2 separate regions of the Homo sapiens genome follow, and region 1 is linked to region 2. The links are chromatin contacts, found by Hi-C or POLR2A ChIA-PET in ENCODE. All regions are on one chromosome and are shown on one strand. The core of a region is the stretch at or near the end of the contact, and the rest is flanking DNA. Distances in the headings are between cores, read along the strand shown. Region 1 overlaps PARVA (parvin alpha). Region 2 overlaps PARVA (parvin alpha).

Region 1 (2,765 bases), core at 81-2,580, 46 kb after region 2:
TTAAAAAACACAACTATATTCATGTAAAAAAATTAATAATTCCTTAACATGTTCAGCTATTCAGTCTCATAGTTTTGATTGTTTCATCAGGCATGAGTCACATGCCCAACTTATTATTTATTGTTTTTCTGGTTTGTTAGAATCAAGATTGAAATAAGGCCCATGCACTGCAGCTGGTGGACATCCTGTCATAAAATATATTTATTAAAGAAACCTGTAGAGTTTTCCACAGTCTAGACTTTGCTACTTGTATCTTGATGGTGTCATGTTCCCCTGACCCCTGCATTTCCCAAAAACTGATGGGTAGATATAGGACTGATGGTGGTGTGTCTCTTCAGGGAAGATGGGGAAGCATTACTTCTGGTTGTCTCTCTTTTTGTGATGTTAGGAGCTATTGATGATCATTGCCTAGATAATTAATCCATTAGGGATTTCCAAGTGGTAATACTCTCATTCATTAAACATTTCCTCATTAAGTATTTGACCAGCCAGAGATACATTTCGATTTAGAAAAACAGGATAAATGTTAGATTATTTCCCTTTATTTACCAGTTTTCAAAATGAGTGGGTTTCCTAGCATCCTCCAGAGGTGAGTAGCAATGTGTTATATATTGTTTTTCTAGTGTCATTATTAACTCATGGATTTAAATATTTTTGATGTGTTTTGGTCCATTGCTGATATCCTTATTGATGCTCAAATTTTTCTGTCCTTGGCCATTGGAAGCCTCTTTGATACAACCCTATCTAGTAGAAATCTATTGCTTACTGGTTTCTAGTTCCAGGCTCTTCTCATCTATTTTTTGTTCTATATATTTTTAGATCTAAAATCAGCCATTTCTCCAAGGAGCTCTGATTGCTTTTAGTGGGTAATAGCATTCATATTTATTTAGAGACCACAGTCCAGGTGCTGTGAGAATTGAGCACCATTTTTTTTCTGCTTCTTGCCACCTCTGAAACTTCATCTCAACACAGTTTCCACTATCAGCACCACCACCCATTACAGCCCCCAGGCCATCACCATACCATCTTCATCTTTCCTCAAGTGTCCAGCTTCCAGACTCCATTAACACCTGTAAAATATTCCTTCTCCAGTCTGCCTGGGTACTTTCACCATGCCACCTGTTCCAAAATGTCCTTCAATGTCATGAAGCATTGTGTGGGGCTTTTCTAGTCCCTTTTTCACCTTGCTGTCTCTTTGCATCTGTTTGAAACCCAAGACAAGGAGATAGATGATAATTTCTTAAAGTCTCCTCCAGTTTTGTTTTTGAGCTCTGCTGGCTTGCCAAGTCATTCTTATTCCACTAGGTCATCACTGGGCAGTCCTTCCCTCCCTCCCAGTATGTATGCGTTGTTGGCATGTACTGAGAAAAGGCAGGGAAAGGGTAAACCAAGAGTTAGAGGATGCTTACGAAGGCATGCACTACTGTGCTGGGCATTTCGTATGTGCCATGTCATCTACGCTTCATTATAAACCTGTGAGCTAAGTATCATGATTCCCACTTTAGAGGGGGAACAAGTTAAGTAATAGTCAGAGCTGGGATTAATCCAAGATCTACCTTTCTACAGAGCCCAGGCTAATTCAAACTGTATCATCAGGGTAGTGTACATCCTATGAAGACTTCTGCTTGAATGGATCCATTAGGGAACCTGTTCCCAGCCATCCTACAGACTTGCAAAACTCTGCTTGTATCTTGTGGCTCCCCATTGCTTTCAGGATTAAACTCATACTTGGTATGTTCTGGCTTGTATGGCCCTGACTTAACTCTCTAAGGGCACTCCACAGTTCCATTACCCTCCAGCAAACCTTCCCAAAAATGTTCCCTGTTCTCATGTCTCCAGCCCTTTTGTATGTCTTGTTCCCTCTTCACCTGGTGAACTCCTAATCCCCTTTAAGAAGCAACTGAAGCATGTCCTCCCTCTTGAGGCCCTCCCTGATTTCCACTTTCAGATGACTTAAGTGATATCCCCAGGCTCCCATAGAGTACTATGCTGTACTCTGGGGCTGGTTCTTACTCATCCCTTTTACCCCAGGACACAGCACAGGGCCTGACCTGGGAACATTGGTCAGCAATGCTGTCAAATGCACATTTAAATGAATGAGTCTGTACCAGCTACCCCACACTTGCTCACATGGGTAAAATGTTATCTTCTTTGAAATGGTTTTTATAGTTTCTTATGGCCTTTGCCACTCTATGCTTATATTGTGCGTGTTTATTTTTGTGTACGAGCTAAATTATGCCTAGAAGATGCAACTGGAATGAGGCTCTCATCACATTGCCTTGCCCACAGTCAAGACTGAATAATTATCCATTGAATCGAATCAAATGGAAGGTTGTACAAAAGGAAGCTATAGTGGAAGTGTCAGGCATGCAATCAGCAGAACGTCAGACAGGCAGTTAAAGCATCTTCGATTTACTACAATTTCTTTTAATAGGTTCTCTGTACAGATTTGCTGTCAACATGAATTGTTGGTTTAGGAAAAAAAAATCAGGGTGCTGCAATGGGTCTGTGCTGCACAGTGACTGGCAATGTTTTGCTGTTTCCAATGCAGTAGTCCATGGATTTCCAGTTGCTGACAGGGCTTAGTCATTCATGCTAAAGAGGCCTAAGTTATAAGCAAAAATGCTTCACAGTCAGTGTCCTGAACCCCTCCTCTCAGAACCAGCACTTGCTCACCCTCTCTGCTTCCTCCATTGCTGCCTCAGTTCCTCAGCCTTCCCCATTCCAGCTTCTTTTCTTAAAGCCCAGACCCTCTGATGATTAAC
Region 2 (2,939 bases), core at 18-2,517:
AATACAATTAAGTAAGGTTATATATATATAATATGTAGTGGTGTGCCTGGTACACAGAGATGCTTCAGAAGAGGTAATTATTGTTTTCACATTTTGGAGACAGAATGGTTATCTCCTACAGTTTGACCTTAAAATCTGGGGTTGTGGTAGGCTGAATAGTGGCAGCCCGAAAGTGTCTATGTCCTAATCCCTGGAATTGTAGGTATGTTATCTTCTATGGTAAAGGAGAATTAAAGTTGCAGATGGAGTTAAGGTTGCTAATCAGCTGGCCTTAACATAGGGAGAGTTTCCTGAGTTATCCAGGTGCACCGAATGTGATCACAAGTGTCCTTAAAAGTGGAAGAGAGGACAGAAGAAAGAGTCAGAAGGAAGTGTGACTATGGAAGAATGGCCATGAAGATGTGACATCACTGGCTTTTAAGATGGAGTAAGGGGCCACAAACCAAAAAATAGGGGTGGCTGCTAGAAGATGGGAAAGGCAAGGAAATGGATTCTCCCCTAGAGCCCTCAGAACGGAATGCAGCCCTGCCAGCATGTTGATTTTAGCTCGACTTCTAACCTCCAGAATTGTGAAATAATAAATTAGTGTTGTAAGCCACTAAGCATTTACTAATTTGTTAGAGCCACAGTTGGAAGCAAGTACGAAGTTTTTGCACCAAACATTGTCAACTGCAGTTTAGTACATTCCAGTATTACCCTTGACCCATGCAATTTTAATTCTTTCTTGAGTTCACTGCCTATTAATTGGTACCTGCTACATGCCAGGCTGTCTGAGACAGCATCTTTGCTTTTGCAGAGTTGACTATCTAGGGGACTTGCTATTGTTTTCTGTAAACTCTAGGAGTACCAAATTCCAAATGTGCCTCTAGGTGGCACATAGTAGCCTCTCAAGTACACTGGTGAAGTGACTCCCACTTTTAATTGATCCAGGAGGGCAGGAGAGACTACAGAGCTCATGGTAAGGGATTAGGCTCTCAGCCCTAGGCATCTCCGGGCTGGGCCACCCAGGCCCCCGGGACTGCAGGGCAGGGATCAGGTTTGCCTTGTGCTGGCCTGGGCTCTGCTTGAAGTCCTATCTGCCCTTTCCTCATCTTCAGGGCTCAGCCCACAGGCCTCCTCCAGGAACACCCCTGCCTACCCCAGGCCACAGGAAGCATTCCCTCCAAGGTCTGCCTTTCCCCCCGGCAGGGACTCCGGGCCAGCTGCTCCATCTCTTGGGCTGCGGTTATTTTCTCTTTACTGTCGGCTCCTGTCTGTGGAGACAGGCCTGTGCCAGGCATACATTCAGGGGCTCAGCAATGCCTGTGGTTTGATTGGTTGGGTCTAGATCCGAAGGATTGCTATACGAGGGCTTTTGCTTTATCCTTTTAGGGAAGTTCATTCTCTCTCGTTGCTTCTCCTCCTCCTTTTGGAGACATCACTAGAAAATCTCAGCAGCAGGAGCCCAGTGCCTACGCCAGCCCATCTTTCACACTGTAGCTGCCAGAATGTTCATTCCCAAACCAAACTCTGACCTAGTTCCTCCTCCAGTGGAAAACTACTGAGGATCCCTTCTTCTCCCCACCCCATCTATAGCTATGGCTTTCAGTGTTAAAAAGAAAGAAATAAATGAAAGTTATGTGGACCCTTCTTTTTCAATAAAGTATCGCATGGAATGTTCATCATTAAGCATCTGGACTCTGGCATCAGACAGACCTGGGTCCAAATGCAGGCTCTGCCACTTACCTGTATAACCTCAGGCAAGCTGTCTAACCTCGCCGTACCTCACTTTTCTCAGCTGTAAAATGGGGGTGTGATACTGACGATCCCTAGTTCATGAGGCTGTTGTGGAGATCAAGTATGGTACTTAGCAGAGTACCTGGCCTGGTATAGCTACCAAATAAATGTTAGCTAATGTTACTAGAGCACAAGTTAATTTTCTAAGTTCTAACTTATAACAGTTATAAAGCTTATCAGTGACAATAATTTGGCTGTTTGGATGAACAAAGGATTTTTAAAAACAGATTTCACTTTTTATTAGGTTGCTGCAAAGGTAATTGCGATCTTTGCCATCTTAATGGTAAAAACCACAATTACCTTTGCACCAACCTAATAGAACAGTTTTAGATTTACAAGAAATTGTGGGATAGTGCAGAGAGTTCCCATAGGCCCTGTACCCAGTTCCCCTATTGCCAACATTGTACATTGGTATGGTACATTTATTATAATTAATGAACCAATGTTAATACATAATCATCAACTAAAGTTCATACTTTATTCAAAACTCCTTAGTTTTTCCCTAATAGATTTCTTTTTCTGTTCCAGGGTTCCACCAGGGAAGGTACCATAGTACATTAGGTTGTCACGCCTCCCTAGGTTCCTCTTGGCTATAATAGCTTTTTTACTTTCCTTGTTTTTGATGGCCTCGGCACTTTTTAGGAGTACTGGTCAGGTGTTTTGTAGGATGCCCCTCTACTAGAATTTATCTGATATTCTTCTCATGGTTAGACGGAATTGAACACAGAAATGTAAAGTTAGCAGATTATGGATGACCACTCCAGTTTTCCCTTGGTCTCAGCATCCATGAAATTAGAATCAGATGTTTATGGGGAGTCTAAAAACATGGTTTGAAAAATCACTGGAGAAGATCAAGTCTACACTCCCTGGTGTGACCTACGAGGTCTTCTCACTCCAAGCCCTGCCCACATCACCAGCCTGCTTTATCACTCCTTCCTGCTGCAGGCACCCCCAGCTTCTCAGCATTCCCCTAATAGGTCCGGGCATTGAGGCATATCGACTCATCCCCCAGGAATGCCTTCCCTCCTTTCTCTGCCTGCCTAGTTTCTTTCTAATCTCTATGCAAAGACTCTAAGATCCAGTTTAACTTATCCTTCCTCCCTGATGCAATTCCCACTTTCCTTACAGAGACTGACACTGTCCCTAGGGTTCCCTGGGCACAT

Evidence for each region. Hi-C counts contacts between places; a loop is a spot of excess contacts on that map. ChIA-PET counts read pairs that join two places held with the same protein, here RNA polymerase II (POLR2A). Pooled maps may share reads with other maps.
Region 1: a map of IMR-90 shows a loop between it and region 2 (8-fold over the local background). The contact joins two enhancer-like sites. A Hi-C loop is called at or near these places in 8 of 168 maps with a recorded cell type or tissue (IMR-90, aorta, heart left ventricle and 5 more) and 4 of 50 pooled maps. POLR2A ChIA-PET finds 5 or more read pairs at or near these places in 2 of 52 experiments (OCI-LY7 and activated T-cell).

Annotation. Positions count from the first base shown.
Region 1 is chr11:12,454,826-12,457,590 of GRCh38, forward strand. All of the region lies in intron 1 of PARVA (parvin alpha), which reads left to right. Among named protein-coding and RNA genes, the nearest start is that of PARVA, 79 kb to the left of the region's middle. Within about 2 kb of position 1,331, at least 2 of the 41 ENCODE cell types and tissues checked have a DNase peak (open chromatin) inside an H3K27ac peak, as active enhancers do; they include IMR-90, where a contact is called at or near this core.
Region 2 is chr11:12,409,189-12,412,127 of GRCh38, forward strand. All of the region lies in intron 1 of PARVA (parvin alpha), which reads left to right. Among named protein-coding and RNA genes, the nearest start is that of PARVA, 33 kb to the left of the region's middle. Within about 2 kb of position 1,268, at least 14 of the 41 ENCODE cell types and tissues checked have a DNase peak (open chromatin) inside an H3K27ac peak, as active enhancers do; they include IMR-90, where a contact is called at or near this core.